Linked DNA regions of Homo sapiens: region 2 is linked to region 1. Evidence: chromatin loops called from intact Hi-C (ENCODE). Cell type or tissue: CD4-positive, alpha-beta T cell. All regions are shown on one strand. Links, peaks and the distances in the headings refer to the core of each region. The heading gives the core; the rest is flanking DNA. Region 1 overlaps KIAA0319L (KIAA0319 like). Region 2 has its middle 10 kb from the start of SFPQ.

Region 1 (9,143 bases), core at 1,433-6,432:
ACCACAGGCCAAAAAAAATATTTGCAAGCTGGATTCAGCCCATGGGCTACTAGTTTTTGCCTACTGCTCTACAGGAAGTTCCTGCATTGGAAGTTTGCCCAAAATTATTTATAATGTCCCTCAAGATTCTATATTTCTCAGTTTTAAGGCCTCCCTTAAAGCCTCCATTTTACCTGACTTTTGTTTAAATGTTATGTTAGGTTGTTGCAGAACCTGTACAGACCTGAAGGAGACAGTATGGTGTTATACAGCATCTTGAGCTGCTGCCATGTTTCACTGAGACAGCTTTGTTAGGAGCACTGTGTAGCTTCAGTAGGAAGAGGATCTTTTTAAACAGTGTTTTTAAAACTGGGTCATTTATTGTTTGTTCACGGTATTCTTTCTGGTTTGAGTCATAGAGACTGGCCTTGGTAATCTCTGCACATTTCCCAATACTGCCCTCTCTTATGAGAGTTCTGGCTTTATTTGAAACTGCTGCTGTGTCAGAGAGGGTTGTTTCCTTGAAGGGGGAAACCCTTAGCAAGGTGCCTCATGATATCTGACTCCATATTCACTCACATGCTGAACTGGTACGTAATAGCCCAGTACCATCTTAGGTCTTTGGTTTAGAAAACTAAATCGTTTTTACCAGAGTCGGAATTATTGTGTGATGTGATTCCTGGAGTCCACTTTTCCACTTCTGTATTTGTATTTGTAGGGTGTTAGAACACCAACCTTACAGCTCTCTGCGATGCAAGAAGGAGACTACACTTACCAGCTCACAGTGACTGACACAATAGGACAGCAGGCCACTGCTCAAGTGACTGTTATTGTGCAACCTGGTAAGCTCCAGCCTTGTGGTTCAGGCTCTTCTATTGGTGGGTCCATTTAACCTTGGGGGAAAAGAGTGTTGGGTTCTGAGCTGTATGAGGGTAGAAGCAGAAGGCACCGATCCATAGAGCCTCTGGTGACTTCTATTGTTCCTTCCCCTTGTGCTTTCTTCATAGCTAGAGATGAAGGATACTTCCCAGCCTCAGCTTGTGCCCTTCCCTTGGCTTGTTGTTGGTACCTTCAAAGAGACCTAGGAAATAGAGTTTATGCCATCCCAAATCCTAAAAAGTAATTGCGGTTTTTGCCATTCCTTTCAATAGCAATTACTTTTGCACCAACCCAATACCACGTCCTTGAAGGGCCTGCTTAAAACTGACTTCCTCAGGACAGCCCTGTCTTGTCACTCAAATCCTTTCATTTGAACTCCCTTAGCATTAGAGTTCAAGTTTAGTATGGCATTATAACTTCATTATGTTCTATGTTTCTGTCAGAATTGCTTGATATGTTTCAGCCTTATATTCTTTATTGTGTGCTCCCTGACGGTAACCACATCTCCCACAGTATCTGACAGTTCTGTGGCCTGAGAGGCAGAGTCCATGGCTTCCAGAACATGTGTCCCAATTGGTTCCTCTCCTTTCCCACCTGGACTGGCTGCTTTTGACCTCTAACTCTTTGTCTTCCAGAAAACAATAAGCCTCCTCAGGCAGATGCAGGCCCAGATAAAGAGCTGACCCTTCCTGTGGATAGCACAACCCTGGATGGCAGCAAGAGCTCAGATGATCAGAAAATTATCTCATATCTCTGGGAAAAAACACAGTGAGTATTGACACAAAATCCTTATTTTTGCAAAGCCTCCAGACCTTGGAAGAGCAAGGTTTTATTTGCTATTATGAGTTGAGTTGCTCTTATTGGCTTATCCAGTGGGGTGACTGAGGAAGAAATGTTTGCAATTCCAAACTTCAACTCCAAGAAAATGATATTATAATCATAATTTTTGTAAGAAAAAAAGAATGCTTGCCATCAACTAGTCCCCAGGTAGTACTGTGTGATCCTGGTGCTTTTTCAGGTACAATCCATCTGCTGAAATGCAGAGTTTAATTACACTTGAGAGGCAGGATGGAAGGGGTAATGGAGCAGAAAAATACTGTTGCTCAGAATTAACTGGGTAAGGCTGGCACGGGGGATGGGGCAGAGCAGCTATTAAGAGAAATTGAAAATACATCCATAAAATGAAAGCATTACTCTGTTATTGTTTTCTTGAAGACACCATTTACCAATTAAGTTAGCCAGAGGCCAAAGGCGGTAATCAAAATAATTCTAATTACATAGAAATTACCTAACTGAACCATTCTTAGTTCCTGTAGTTTCTTTTAGCTCCTTTAAAGCATAACTAATGCAACTGAAATTATATGCAGGATCCCACAAGTAGCAAAAGAATTCTAAGAAGAGTTAAAAGTATTCTCTGTTTCCAAAGGTAGCAACCATAGGACAGCCTGGGTTTTTTTTTGTATTGTGTTTGTTTGTTTGTTTGTTTGTTTGTTTGTTTGACAAAGGCATTGGAGATGGGTGGAAAAGAACTTTAATTTGACTATACAAATGACTTGCTTTTGAGATTGCTGAGTTGGAATCTAGAAATTATTTCCCTCAGCTCTTGTTTTTATCTTTTGTAGAACATAATCTTACCCAGCCCAGGGTGTTTTTAATTATAATTGTTTATTGAAGATATGGCTGATAGACCTTTTAGCTGAGTTTTATTAGTGTTTACAGCAGAGATAATGCTTAGCATAGCTTCTTGAAGGAGACTGTGCTTCAGGAGGAGCTACCAGGATCAGAGGCTGTAACTTTAAAAGGCAAAACAAAGTAAATCCTGGATGTCTGCAGATTTCTCTGGCTTTCCTGTAGTTAAAAGCTCTGGGGCATTTTGATCCTTGAGCAGAGGGCTCTCTGGCTGTGTGCAGCCTGAATGTTGGCACAGAGCTCCCTTGGCTGCTGCAGGCAAGTCTCTGAGGCCACAAGGGGGAAGAAGGGTTGTAGGGTGTCCTAGGTGCTTGATGGCCCCTGTCCAGGAGCTGGAGGGAACTTTGCTTATAGAGTTGCTACAAACAAGATGATTTTGTCCTGAGAGTTCCTCTGCAGTCTTGCCCCATTTCCTTTTCTTTCATCAGGAAGGATTTGGGCACGTGATTAAGAAATGCATTTTGCTTCCTTGCTGGCAAGAGCCAAACCAACTACTGGGCCAGAAATGCTTTTTAGAAACATCACTCTTAAATCATTCTTTTGATCAGAGACTTGCTCAGAGAACTTTCTTCCTTTTACAAACTAGAATGGTAAAGCGTTCAAGTGTTCTAGAAGCTCATATAAAGGATAAGGCTAGAGGTGTTTGAAAGCTATTTGAATTTTCTGACCAGCAGGCAGCCTGTATTTTGAGGCCAAATGACACTTTGTCCAATTGAAATATTTTTAAACATGTCTTGTCAAGGTCTGGGTAACAGTAGTTCGTGTCTTTGCTGAGGGAGTCATTGTCTCCTCCTGCTAAGTTAGGGACAGGACAGCAGCAGACAGGTACAACTCTACCCTCTAGTTTCTTTTTTTGCAGGGGACCTGATGGGGTGCAGCTCGAGAATGCTAACAGCAGTGTTGCTACTGTGACTGGGCTGCAAGTGGGGACCTATGTGTTCACCTTGACTGTCAAAGATGAGAGGAACCTGCAAAGCCAGAGCTCTGTGAATGTCATTGTCAAAGAAGGTACCTCTCTGCCTCCAGTTTGTGTAGCAGCCTCTTAGGGTCAGATAGCTGAAGAATTTATCCTGTCATGTTTGCCTGCAGAAATTGATTAGAGATAGCAAGAGGTGGGTAAGAGGGTTGGGGTGAGGGCAATTGTTATTTTCTTTTCTAAAACAGCCTTTAATTGGACTGTAAGGTGAATTTTAACTTCCCTCCCTCCTCCTGCTTACATCTTCCCTTCCCTCTCATCCCCTTACTTTCTTTTCAGTCCTCCCTCCTTCCCTCCTTACTTTATTTCTCAGTTGAATAGGGAAAGAATTAAGGGTTCTATTCTTTGCATTTTTATTTTGCCCCTCTGCATTGCTGAGACCTGGGCCGTGACTCCTGTTAGCTACAGTGACACCTGCTGTCAGGCTTGAGAATGACGGCCGCACTACAGCTGACTATGCTTGCCCTGAGCCTTTGAGCTGAGGCCAGCCAGAGGCCTTGCTCTAGTTTACAGGCACAGTGACCAGTGAGAGCTGTGGGAGAGGGCCTTAAGTTGAGGGCCTTAAGTTGATAGCAGGAAAAACCATCAGATATGCAGACCTCCAGACATAAGATACCAAGCTGAGTAAATACTGCACAGACATCTGAATATACAGAGCTTCACGTGGGGCTCCGAATAAGAGAGGTAGCTCTTTGTTTTCTCTTGTGAAGTTCCAAGGAAGGGGTCCAAAAAGATATTCAGAGAATAACATTTTAAGATATTTTGAAGGAGAATTTGCAAGATCAGCTAGGTGAAACCTAAACTCCAAGGTTTTAAGCCAGTTTGGGCCGTTATTTCTGATCATCACATACCTCCAAAGCAGAGAAATGGATTCCATTTGGGAAGGCTGCTGGGAGAATATGAGAGGAAAGCACACTCGTCCCCTCTGTTGTACAGTGTTAGGAGAACATTTCTCTGGGTAGGACTGGAACCTCAGGACTGCAGCGCTGGTAGCTTTCATCTACACTGTTGGTTGGTGGCAGGGACAGGCACTTAAAAAGGTTCTCCAGTTAAGGTACTCTTGATGTTTTAATTTCCCCATAAGCATCATGAAGAAACATTTCTTCTTTTCCAGAATGTCACATTATGTCAATGATTTCTTTTTGATTAGAAATAAACAAACCACCTATAGCCAAGATAACTGGGAATGTGGTGATTACCCTACCCACGAGCACAGCAGAGCTGGATGGCTCTAAGTCCTCAGATGACAAGGGAATAGTCAGCTACCTCTGGACTCGAGATGAGGGGAGCCCAGCAGCAGGGGTAAGTGTGCTAGGAGCTGGAGAGCTACACAGGAGTGGGGAGGAGGAGGAGCCACGCGTTCCAGTATATGCTTTAATCAAGTGGTCCCTTATATCAAACCCAGATTGTTCTCTGAAATCCAGGGAGGTGAAGTGACTTGCTTAGGGTCATTCTGTAAGCTAGTATAGCACAGAATGGGTTTCCCTTCCCTGATCCTAGCAGTTGTAGGCTGCAATGCTGTTCCGTATCAGGAACTGCCCAAGGTTGAAACAGTTCAGCCCTGAAGGGCCTAGTTATGGTGAAAGCAGCAACTGACTCCAGGAAAGGAATGGCATTTTGTTCTGTAACATAGCCATGTTGTTCAACCCTACAGGAGGTGTTAAATCACTCTGACCATCACCCTATCCTTTTTCTTTCAAACCTGGTTGAGGGAACCTACACTTTTCACCTGAAAGTGACCGATGCAAAGGGTGAGAGTGACACAGACCGGACCACTGTGGAGGTGAAACCTGGTGAGTTCATTTAGTGATGAGGCTGAGTAGAATTGCTGAATCAGCCAATCAAGGCCTCTATCCTGAGATCCCCTTCCCCGAGCATGGACAGAGCCAGATGGCATGTCCAGCTTTAAAAATAATCGAGAAACCCCAAGCTGAAAAATCCATAGAGACCGTCTGTTCCAATAATACCTCCTACCCATGCAGAAATACAGACCTCCCCCTATTCATCTCAGATGGAGAAACAAACTCAGAGAGGGCAGGACTTGCTCAGTGTCACACAGCAGTTGTGTCAGAGCCAGGCCTTTGTGCTCGTAGTCCAGCACTTTCTCCTCTCCTCGTGACTGATGAGAGAGGGCTCAGAGTGCTTGGGAATCTGAGCATGGGAATAGCTTGAGTCATGATGTCTCATCAGCATCCAGATGCAGAAAACAATTTATTTTTATAAGTTGAGCCTCAGGCCTTGTCTGATAATCCAGGGAAGGTAAAGTAATAGTGCTCTTTACATTTTTCAGCTTTGCAGAAATAAAAATTTTCTTCTTAAATAGAACCATGTTTTTATTTTGCTTTGAGATTAATATGGTGATAGGGAGGCACTGAGTATGGAGGTGGGATAGAGCTGTATAAATTCCTGAGCTTCTGATGAAATGGTATTAACTTTAAACCTACTCTTTATTATCTAGGCCAACCTCATATATGGATGTTTTGGACAGGAAGGGATCTTGGGAGGTCTTCCAGTCCTTGTCCTGCCTCTAGGAAGGACAGTAGCTGAGACACTATAAAATCTCTTTGGTGTTTAAAGTCAGATCACAGATAGTCTACTAATTATGCAAATTATACATCAGAACAGGCAAGTGGTGCATTCAAGTATGTAAATAAGGCATTCCAAACAATCAGTTTGAAATTCCAAATGTAGAACATCTTTAGGACATATTCAAAAGTAAAACATGATAGCCTCACCGTTTTAGAGTTATACAAAGATAGTGCAGCTGTGATGTGGCTCTAAGGAAATCCTTGTGTCTTGGCTGACTGGATTTTCTTTTGTTAACTGTATTTAAACCTGGAGGGACGGATGCATTCCCATTATTGAGGAGGTTGTTGAGATGGACACTTTTCCTCCCATTGTTGTGCACAAAATACAGCGAGGCACTGAAAATCAGATGTGAGTCAGGAGAGATTGCTTAATAACCCCCACTTGGCCTGGATTGCTCAGCACTGCCAGTTGCACAGAGGCTTTTAAAACAAATGTTTAAGTGTTTCTCTCTTCCCCACTCCCGTCATTACTCCCCACCCCTCATTGCATCACTGCTTCAGCCTTATCCCCAGCACATGTGTGGGAATTCTCAGGTTGGTATAGAGAGCAGGAGTGCTTTAGAAGCTTTCTAAGCCAGCCCCAGATTGCCCGATCAGGAATTCACTATTGTCCCTTTCCATTTGAAGGATATCTGAATGTTCTCACTCCTTTCTCTCCTGTGCCAAAGCAAATGCACAGTGGCAGGTCTGTGTTTACTCTCCTACTTCTAAAGCCATGACTGATCCACATGCTTTCCAGATCCCAGGAAAAACAACCTGGTGGAGATCATCTTGGATATCAACGTCAGTCAGCTAACTGAGAGGCTGAAGGGGATGTTCATCCGCCAGATTGGGGTCCTCCTGGGGGTGCTGGATTCCGACATCATTGTGCAAAAGATTCAGCCGTACACGGAGCAGAGGTAGCTGGGCAATGAATGGGGGGAGCAAAGGAAAGACCAGGGGCCCCCGGGCTTCTTGAATGAGCTGAGAAATAGTGTGGTTAGATAGAGAAAGGTGGGCTTTCTGACCAGAAACACTCATGTTGCCTTTTCTTCAATAGACTTCTGTCTTCTAGTGCAGGTGACATGCGCTGTACTAGACACTTCAGCAGGGCTCCAGGGTGTAGGAGGTCAACTATTTTGACAACCACAGTCTAGTAGAGGAGATAAGTAAATATGGAACATTAGTACGGTGTGGGTTTGGTACAACAAGCGGCATTGTGGAACACTGTGGCAAGGACAATGAATTCTTCTAGGAGAGTTGGGGTAGGAGTAATCCAAAGATTTTTCTAGAATAAAGAAAACTTCAACCTGGGCAACATAACAAGACCCCACCTCTACAGAAGATTTAAAAATTAGCCAGGTGCAGTGTGGTTCGCCTGTAGTCCAAGCTATTTGGGAAGCTGAGGCAGGAGAATTACTTGAGCCCAGGGGTTTGAGGCTGCAGTGAGCTCTGATCACACCACTGCACTCCAGCCTGGAAGACAGAGTGAGACTGTCTCAAGAAAAAAAAAAAAAAGAAAAAAAAAGGGGAAAAGGAAACTTATATTGACCAGGCATGGGAGGATGGGGAGGAAATTCAGAACAGGGCAACAGCATTGAGCAATGGCCCTGTGGTATGAAAGTACACAGTTTCTTCCAGAAGAAGTCACTTGGTTCAAGCTTAGTGGCCCCAGGATGTGGTAGAAGACAAGACTGGCAGTGGAGATTGAGAACAGTTATATGCAAGCTGAGGATCTTAGTTTTAATAGTTTGGGTAGGCAGATCCAAGTTGGTTTGTTTTATGTGTGTGAAGTTTTTGTTTTGTTTTTAAAAGCAAGGAATTTCCATAATTTGATTTTTTTTTTTTTTTTTTTAAAGAAAGATCAGTAGTGTGGAAGCTAGTCTAAAATAGGGAGAGACCAAAGGCTGGGAGACCATTCAGGAAGCTTCTGGACTAGTCCAGTGAAAAGGTAATAAAACCTGAATTAAGATAGTGGAAGAAGAGGAGAAGAAATTAAAAGAAATTCAGTGGTAATTCAGTAGTACCTGGCCCTTTACGAATGAAGGTGAGTGAGATAGCAAATGTGAGGCTTTTGGTTTGGATGTCTGGATAGATGGTTCAGGTCATTAACTGAGATTGGGAAGGCAGGCGAAACCAGTATGGATGATTGAATTTGGGGTGTCTTACTGGCTGCGTCAGGAGATGTTCCGTCAGATAGCCACAAGTAAAGGCTGGAACTTGTGGAAGGAAGAGCCCGAGATAGGAGTTACTGCATACAGGCAGGAGCCAAAGCCATGAGAACGGGTGAGTCTCACTAGGAGAGAGCTAAGATGGATAAGGACACAACTCTGAAGGGCATCATTATTTAAGGAGGAGGCAGAGAAAGAAGAGGTAGCAAAAGAAACTAAGAAACAGCAATCAGGTGGGAGGAAAACCAAATGAGAGTAGTCTGCTGGAAGTTAAGGGGTGATCTGGCAAAAGGGGTGCTTCCAAAGGATTCAGATGCTACAGGGATGGAGGTGTGGTGAGAACACAAAGTAGGCCTATGGGTTTGTGATTAGTAGATCAGTGCAACTATAGTGAGAGCATTTTACTTAGATGTTGGAGGCAGAGGACAGATTTCATGGTTTGAGGATACAGAGATGGTCAGTATAACACCTTTTTGAGGAAGTTGGTGCTGAAAATAATATGGGAGGTAGGATTGAAAGAATATCTTTAAAAATTTTTTTTCATTGTGGTCCTTGTGGAACATGAACATCTTTTTAAAATAGGAAGTTTGTGAGCATTTGTATAGACTGAGAGGAAAAGGAGATGGTGGAGATAGGGGATGGGTAATAAATGGAGGCAGATCTGGGGGACCAGCCAAGTTGGAAACATGAGGTGAGAGCAGTGGTTCCCAACTCCAGCCACACAATAGAATCTTGCGGAGGTTGTCTGAACATAACACTGCCCAAGCCTTAGCCCCAGAGATTATAGTTCAGTTGGTCTGGAGTGGGGTCTGGGTACCTAGAATGGAAAAGCTCCCCAGGTGAATTTAATCTACAGTCAGGGCTCACTAGGTCAGAGATAGC
Region 2 (9,143 bases), core at 2,842-7,841, 250 kb after region 1:
AGGCGCCTGCCACCATGCCCAGCTAATTACAAGTTTATTTTATTTTATTTTATTTTATCTTATTTATTTATTTGGCACAGAGTCTCACTCTGTTGCCCAGGCTGGAGTGCAGTGGCATGATCTTGGCTCACTGCAACCTCTGCCTCCCGGGTTCAAGCAATTCTCCTGCCTCAGCCTTCCGAATAGCTGGGACTACAGGCGTGAGGCACCACACCCGGCCAAAAGTTTATTTTATTTTCTTATTTTATTTTATTTTCTTATTTTATTTTATTTACAGGCATGAGCCACCACACCCAACCAAAATAATTTATTTTAGATTAGCATATAGTTAAAGGCAACATTATACAGTTGTATTTATAAAGCTTTTTTCTTTTCTTTGCCAGACGTGGTGGTTCACGCCTGTTATCCTAGCACTTTGGGAGGCCGAGGTGGTCAGATTGCCCGAGCTCAGGAGCTCGAGACCAGCCTGGGCAACATGGTGAAACCCTGTATCTACTAAAATGCAAAAAAAAAAAAAAAAAAATTAGCCAAACGTGGTGGTGTGTGCCTGTAGTCCCAGCTACTCGGGAGGCTGAGGCAGGAGAATTGCTTGAACCCGGGAGGCAGAGGTTGCAGTGAGCTGAGATGGGGCCACTGCACTCCAGCTTGGCGACAGAGCGAGACTCCGCCTCAAAAAAACAAAAACAAAAACAAAAAAACTTCTTTTTTTATTAGTTTTTTTTTTTTTTGAGACGGAGTCTCGCTCTGTCGTCCAAGCTGGAGTGCAGTGGCATGATCTTGGCTCACTGCAAGCTCCGCCTCCCTGGTTCATGCCATTCTCCTGCTTCAGCCTCCCGAGTAGCTGGAACTACAGGTGCCCGCCACCACGCCTGGCTAATTTTTTGTGTGTTTTTAGTAGAGACGGGGTCTCACCGTGTTAGCCAGGATGGTCTCGATCTCCTGACCTCATGATCCGCCCACCTTGGCTTCCCAAAGTGCTGGTATTACAGGCGTGAGCCACGGCACCTGGCCTTTTTTTTTTTTTTGAACTAGAGTTTTGCTTTATCACCCAGGCTGGAGTGCAGTGGTGCCATCTCAGCTCACTGCAACTTCCGCCTCCCGGGATCAAGCAGTTCTTTTGCCTCAGCCTCCCAAGTCGCTGGGATTACAGGCATGCACCACCACGCCTGGCTAACTCTTGTATTTTTAGTAGAGACGGGGTTTCACCATGTTGGCCAGAATGGTCTTGAACTCCTGACCTCAGTTAATCTGCCCACCTCTGCCTTCCAAAGTGCTAGGATTACAGACGCAAGCCACTGTGCCTGGCCTGTATTTATAAATCTTTAATAACACTCATAAACTGTAATTTTTTACACTTGCCCATTTAATTAGTGATACATGTTTAATTTCAATAAATCATGTAACAAAAACATCTATATATATATTTGTGTGTATGTATATATATGTGTGTGTGTATGTGTGTGTGTGTGTGTGTGTGTATTTTGAGACAGGGTCTCACTGTGTTACCCAGGCTGGAGTGCAGTGGTGTGATCTTGGCTCACTGCAGCCTCAACCTCTTGGGGTCATGTTGATATGGACCAGAGGCAGGGAAATACTGGGTAGAAGAGGGTGGTTCCCCGCAAAAGCCCCACCCACAAGCCTGGGGCTGCAGCCCTAAATAAGAGCTTTACATCTCTCTTTTCCCACCCACACGTTGCTTTTTCCAAAACCACCCTGGCTTGCCATGCCCACCATCCTGTATGCATAAAAACCCCAAACTCCACTGGCAGAGGAGCAGAGTAGCATGGCAGAGAAGGAGAGAAGAGAAGAAGCGTCTGAATGTTGAAGAGACAGCTGGACTATCAGAAAGGAGGTCAGCTGGGGATGGCTGAAATCCAGGGGAAGATTATTTTCCCACTCCACACCCTTTCTAGCTCCCTGTCCCACTGACAGCCACCTCTATCACTCAATGAAACCTCCACATTCACCATCCTTCAAGTCCATGTGGCCAGATTCTTCTTGGGCACCAGAAAAGGACCTGGGTACCAAGAAGGAAAGGTGTAAAAGGCTGTCACCCTGACTCTCCACTGAGCTGGTTAACACTTAGCTGTCTGCAGACAGAAACTGCTAAAAGAACATTAATTGTAGCATACCCTTAGATGCTACCATGGAGATGGAGCCCAAAAGCTCTCGTCAGAGCCCCAGCACCCACTTGCCTGCATGCTCCCCCTCCCACAAAGGGTTTCAGGATGGCAGCCGAGTAAGTGAGCCACACTCCTGTTGCAAGTCCTGTGAAGTGGTCCAGGGGGCTCTCCTGTCTTAAAGCAAGCCTCCCACCTCAGCCTCCCCAGTAGCTGGGACTACAGGCACATGCCATGACTCTCGGTTAAATTTTGTATTTTTTGTAGAGATAGGGGTTTCGCCATGTTGCCCAGGTTGGTCTTGAACTGGCTTCAAGCGATCCACCTGCTTCAGCCTCCCAAAGTGCTAGGATTACAGGCATGAGCCACCACACATGACCTACAAAAAATATTATTTTTCCATCAATCCATTTAAAAGTGGTATGTGGCCCAAGCATGGTGGCTCACGCCTGTAATCCCAGCACTTTGGGAGACCAAGGCGGGTGGATCACCTGAGGTCAGGAATTTGAGACCAGCCTGGCCAACATGGTGAAACGCTGTCTCTACTAAAAATACAAAAAATCAGCAGGGCATGGTGGCACACGCCTGTAGTTCCAGCTACTCAGGAGACTGAGGCAGGAGAATCGCTTGAACCTGGCAGGCAGAGGTTGTAATGAGCCATGATCTGTCACCCAGGCTGGAGTACAGTGGCACGATCTCAGCTCACTGCAATCTCTGCCTCCTGGGCTCAAGAGATTCTCCTGCCTCAGCCTCCTGAATAGTTGGGATTACAGGCCTGTGCCACATACCCAGCTCATTTTTGTATTTTTAGTAGAGACAGGGTTTCACCATGTTGGCCAGGCTGGTCTGCAACTCCTGACCTCAGGTGATCCGCCCACCTCAGCCTCCCAAAGTGCTGGTATTACAGGAATGAGCCACTGCGCCCAGCCTCATATGTTGAAATTTAAACAGATCGAGAAATGAGCCCAGAGTGAAATAAATAAATAAAAAAATAAATATAAATAAGTTTTTATTAATTTATTTTTTTGAGATAGAGTCCCGCTGTGTTCCCCAGGCTGGAGTGCGGTGGCTGGATCTCAGCTCACTGTAACCTCTGCCTCCCAGGTTCAAACAATTCTCCTCCTCAGCCTCCCAAGTAGCTGTGATTACAGGCGTGCGCCACCACACCTGGCTGTTTTTTTAAATTTTTAGTAGAGACGAGGTTTCACCATGTTGGCCAGGCTGGTCTTGGACTCCTGACCTCAAGTGATCCACCTCCCAAAATGCTGGGATTACAGGCATGAGCCACCACGCCTGGCCAATAAAAAGAAATTTAAACAGATATAACTATACATCAAAAAGATAATTCATAATTGGGTATTTGGGATTCTTCCATTTTATTTGTTAATGAATTCTTGCATTTTATTTTCAATTACTGTATTTACAATGTATTTATAATTAGTGGACTTAAGAGAACATATTTTGTTTGTAAGAGATAGACACATTTTGGGGCTACTATTTGTATGTACTTTCCAAATAACATTTGTGAGCATAGGTAATCTTTATCCCCCCATAAATGAATAAGAAGTCCAACTGGATATAGTTATCCCTATGGACAGGATAACTTGCTGTTTAAAGGTCTGGATATGGACTATGCAGGTGTAAATCTTGGTTCTATCACTTCATAACTATGTGACTCTCGGTGACTTAATCCCTTATCTTAAAAAAAGGGGGTGAAATAAGAAAAATAAATAATTACGGGGTTGTGAAAATTAAATGAGTTAATGCACGTAAAGCCCACACACGTAAAATCCATTTTAGAAAATCTAGAAATTGCAGAAAAATAGGAAACCAGAAATCATCCAACCTTAGTAACTTAATGGACAGTGGCTAATCCCAATGGTGCTTTTGTACAAATTAGAAAAACTGGCCCTTCCTCAAGATACTTGACTGCTATCAGCCAGAAAGCTGTCTTAGTGGGGGGGGGGGGGGGCACTATTTATTAATTATACTGGGATATCAAACATAAACTAAGATTGTCTTAAGCAAAAGAAGACCTTGCCTCTGGATGACAATGTAGACAATGTAGGATGTTTTTGATTTAATGCTATTAGTAATCATGTGGAGATGAACAAATTTATACATAAAATTTTTCTGTATTTAGAATTTAGGCTAGATTCCAGCACCTGGCAGGCACACAGAGGGTATTTGTTAAATAAATGAATGAATGAAAGCGGGGAGGATGCAGAGAGGGAGGGAGAGGGGGAGGGAAAAGGAGAGAGAGAGGGAGAAAATGAATTTGCCAAATTATTTTTCAAAAGAATTATGTCAGTAGTGGCTGTTTAAATTTGTGTTAACTTAGATGAAAAATAGTCTCTCATTTTTATTTCTAGTTCTGTAATTATCATCAGAGGATGAATATTTTCCATGTGTTAGTTCATTTATTTTGGCTATTAATTGGGATCTTGATTATTTTTCTTATAAAATTGTACACATCCTTTACATAGGAAAGATATTAACCACTTATTATAATTTTTTCTTGCAATTATTTTTTCAATTTAACTTTTAATTTTTATTATCGTCTTGGTTTTTAACCTGGTGGTTTCTAATCTTCATGCAGGGAAATTTACTAATATTTTGTTTTGTGATTTATTCTATCAGAGTAAATCTTAAAAATTGCCCTTCCTGACAAAGATCTGATATTCACTTCTATTTTCTTCTCATTCTTTCTGGGTTTGTTTAAAAAATACACATATTTCTTTTATCCATCTAGAATCAGTTTGATTATATATATATACATATATACATATATATACACATATATATACATATATACATATATACATATATACATATATATACATATATACATATATATACATATATACATATATATACATATATATACATATATAGCAAATTAAATACTCTAATACCATTTGTTGAATATTTCTTTCCTTTCTCATTAATTTCTGAAGTACACTTATGGTAAAAATTTATACCTACCTCTGAGCTATCTTCCTCCATTTGATGAGTCTTTAAACTCCATTTTTTTTTTTTTTACCTTTAAAATCAGTTCAAGTGGTAAACTTAGGGGCAGCTGAAAATAAATGCCTTCAAGACTAAAGTAACTGTGTGGAAAAAACCTGGAAAGATATTTAGTTCAGTGTGGGGGTGACAGGTGATGAATATGGGGTCGCTCATCATGACTAAGGAAGACCTCTCCCCATCCCCCAACACAATAAAGAAATAAATTAGATGGAGAAATAATTAAATAAATAAAGGTACTACAAACAGAGCACGTTTTCCCTAAATAAAGGAAGGCAGTAACAGAGGAAGACACTGCAGTTAATCCAATGTTTCTCTCATTAAGAGAGGCAATCTAGATACTGATTAGATCTACTGGAAAATTTACCCAGGTATTGAAATCAACCCTTCCAAAAGGTTCTTTGCTTGGAGGCTCAATAACAATAGAGTAATGGAGTGTATGCCGCTATTTGCTTTCCAAGGAGATGGAGGAAGTGGCACAGCCACTGAGACACCTAGTGGTGAGGGTTTTACTGCACGGTTAGAGTTTGCCAGTTGGGCTCATCTAAGAGCCACTTCCTTGGGGGAGGCAGTGTGCATTTGAGGAGCTTAGATGTCCTTCTTTTAGCTCTCCTTTTCTGCCCCCAGCAAAATAATTTGAGCTCTCTATTGTGTGCATGAAGCCTCAGAGACAAGCGCTGATAGATCTGAAAACTGAATAGCCTCTTCAAAGTTGGAAAAGAGAACTACGAAGCTAAATTAACACCTGCTGACCAACATGGTTTCTCAAGCCCTGGGGGACAGCTGAAGATGTAAATTTAGTCAATTGAATTAATATTCATTAGAGAGCGGCAGCGTGTTTCATCAAGCATATTATTTCCATCCCCTACCCTTCTAGGCCTTATAAATACTCAAACAAGAGGATAATTATAATTTTCATTTTATTGTAATTATAGTGTTTGAACTGTAAGTTCACCCACATTCAGAGTATTACAAGGTAAAGATTGTTCTACATATTATTCAGGCATGATAATTGACCACAGATGTGAACTACAGAGTTGTGTTTAATATCTGAAATTTGTCATTTATGTTGAGGACATTCTTCAATGGTTCAGAAAAGGAAAGATTAATGGGCTCATTCACTTATTCATTTGTTCAAATATAGAGTATCACAGCACTAGGCCCTGAGGATTTGGTGCTTAAAAGAGAATCTCAGTCATTGTCCTCATGATCTTACAGGCTAAAGTGTACAATTTTGCAAGTCTCTATAATAAAGTGGGATGAATACTATAGGAGTGAAAGTACAGGATGCTAATGAAATGCAGCAACTTGGTCCTTGGGGTCACAGAAGGCCTCCAGAGAAGGGCAAGTGTAAGTCAAGTCCTGAAAGATGGATAAGAGCTAACCATAAAGGAGGGAGACGGTGACCAGGAAGATACTATTTCAGGTGAGAACGTGAGAAGTTAAAAGAACTAAAGGCAGTCAGTGTGACTACAGCAAAGAATTCAGGAGTCAGGGATGAGGCTGGGGAGGAATGCGATGGCCAGGGAATGGAGGGACATCATAGGAGTTAAGGAGGTTGTTTTTTCTCCTAAGGGCAATAGGAAGACAATAAGGAATTTAAAAGAGGGGAACTGAAGCATCAGATTTGCCTTTAAAAATGATAATTTGCTTGCTGCCTGGAAAATAGGAAGGAGGAAGGCAATTGGGATGACCAGTCAGAAAGCTTTTGCAGAAGTCTAGGTGAGAAATCATGTTACATTGTTAGTTTCCAGTGTGTATCCTGGATGTAATAAAACAACGTTAGCTTGGCTGGGCATAGTGACCTGTGCCTGTAGACTCAGGAGGCTGAGGTGGGAGGATCACTTGAGCACAGAAGTTTGAGACCAGCCTGGGCAACATAATGAGACTCCACCTCTCAAGAAATAAAAAAGAGAGAGAAAGAATAATGTTACCTTGGATTACAGTAATGGTGGTTTTTTAATCTGAAAGATGAGCAAATAATACTATAAATCTCAGAGTTGTAATAAGAATTCAATATTAAGGCCGAGTACAGTGGCTCACGGCTATAATCCCAGCACTTTGGGAGGCCAAGGTGGGTGGATCACCTGATGTCAGGAGTTCGAGACCAGCCTGGCCAACATGATGAAACCCTGTCTCTACTAAAAATACAAAAATTAGGTGGGCCTGGTGGTAGGTACCTGTAGTCCCAGGTACTTGGGAGGCTGAGGCAGGAGAATTGCTTGAACCCAGGAGGCGGAGGTTGCAGTGAGCCAAGATCGCAATACTGCACTCCAGCCTGGGCGACAGAGCAAGACTCCATCTCAACAAAACAAAACAAAACAAAACAATACCAAAAACAAAAACACAATTCAATATTAAGTATTTACTACATTGTATGGCATAAACTAAATGATCAGTTGATTTTGGCTATTTTGATACTGGCTATTATTTGAAGTAGATATTACTCACAGTATTAAATAATTACTCTTTTGGTACACATACCAAACTTTTAACTTTTATTTAGAGACAGAATCTTGCTCTGTCACCCAGGATAGAGTTTAGTGGCACCATCACAACTCACTGCAACCTCCAACTCCTGGGTCCTGGCTTCAAGAGATCCCTCCACTTCAGTCTCCCAAGTAGCTAGGACTACAGGCACCTGCCACCACGCCCAGATAACTTCTTCTTATTACTTTTTTAGATATGGGGTCTTGCTATGTTGCCCAGGCTGGTCTCAAACTCCTGGCCTGAAGTGGTCCTCCTGTCTCAGCCTTTTGAATAGCTGGGATTACAGGCTCAAACCAGTGCACCTGGCTTTACTGAGCACTTAGAAAGTACTAAACACTTCACACGATCCTCACAATGTCCCCAAAAAGCAAGTGTGTCAGAAAAGTGAAAGATCTTGGGACAATACCCTGCTCAGATGGAAACAGCCTGTTCTTCACCATTATGCTTTTATTTATTCATTCACTCAACAAATGTTTATTTCTGTGCTAGTGTCTGTTTTAGGTGCCAGTGATACAGCCTTAAAGAAGTCAGAGTTTCAGTCCAACAGAGGAGACAGACAATGGACAAATGAAGAAATAGGCTGCATGCGGTGGCTCATGCCTGTAATTCCAGCACTTTGGGAGGCTGAGGCTGGCAGGTCACTTAAGGTCAGGAGTTTGAGATCAGCCTGGCCAACATGGTGAAATCCCATTTCCACTAAAAATACAAAAATTAGCTGGGTGTGTGAGCCAAGATCGTGCCACTGCACTCCAGCCTGGGTGACACAGTGAGAATCTGTCTCAAAAAAAAAAAAAAAAAAAAAAGAAAAAAAAGAAAAAAGAAAGAGAAAAAAGAAATAAACAAGAAAACACAAGTTGTGAAGACAGCTATAATGTATATTACATACAGGATGTTATAACAGAGAGGAGGAGCCTACTTTGGATGTGATGATGAGCACAGAAGACTTCTCTGAGGTGATTTTCAAGCTCAGATAGAAGGATGAAGAGATCATTCCATAAAGCAGCGAAGGAAAAAAAAAGATTAAGAAAAGATATCTGTGCAAAGAGCCGGGGCGGGGCGAGTGGGGAGAACACTGCAGGCTGAGTAAAGAGCAAGTGCAAATGCCCTGAGGCAAAACATACAGGTAAAGTAACTTGATAAATCTTAAGAATAGCTAGCGCCGGTGGCTCACGCCTGTAATCCCAGCACTTTGGGAGGCCGAGGCGGGCAGATCACAAGGTCAGGAGATCAAGTCCATCCTGGCTAACGCGGTGAAACCCTGTTTCTACTAAAAATACAAAAAATTAGCTGGGCGTGCTGGTGGGTACCTGTAGTCCCAGCTACTTGTGAGGCTGAGGCAGGAGAATGGCGTGAACCCGGGAGGCGGAGCTTGCAGTGAACCGAGGTCGTGCCACTGCACTCCAGCCTGGGCGACAGAGTGAGACTCCATCTCAGAAAAAAAAAAAAAAAAAAAAAAAAAAAAAAAAAAAAAAATAGCTAGGGCTTAGTGCAAATAGAGTAGGGAAT

Evidence for each region. Hi-C counts contacts between places; a loop is a spot of excess contacts. Peaks named below come from ENCODE experiments on the same cell type or tissue, not always from the same donor. Only the 100,000 strongest peaks of a DNase experiment are listed, where the experiment ranks them.
Region 2: a loop joins it to region 1, with 3.0 times the contacts of the local background. A loop is called at or near these places in 13 of 110 quality-filtered maps.

Annotation. Positions count from the first base shown.
Region 1 is chr1:35,446,040-35,455,182 of GRCh38, reverse strand. KIAA0319L (KIAA0319 like) reads left to right here. Exons shown (of 21, transcript NM_024874.5): 11 at 698-821; 12 at 1,494-1,626; 13 at 3,407-3,555; 14 at 4,674-4,825; 15 at 5,178-5,316; 16 at 6,851-7,010. Among named protein-coding and RNA genes, the nearest start is that of ZMYM4-AS1, 85 kb to the right of the region's middle. RefSeq lists a silencer at 3,904-4,083. In CD4-positive, alpha-beta T cell, for the core only: a CTCF peak has its summit at 3,928 (motif pointing left); DNase peaks (open chromatin) are centred at 2,862 and 3,942; H3K27ac peaks cover 1,826 bases.
Region 2 is chr1:35,198,784-35,207,926 of GRCh38, reverse strand. No RefSeq gene overlaps it. Among named protein-coding and RNA genes, the nearest start is that of SFPQ, 10 kb to the right of the region's middle. RefSeq lists an enhancer at 5,701-5,880. In CD4-positive, alpha-beta T cell, for the core only: CTCF peaks have their summits at 5,416 and 5,627 (motif pointing left); a DNase peak (open chromatin) is centred at 5,646.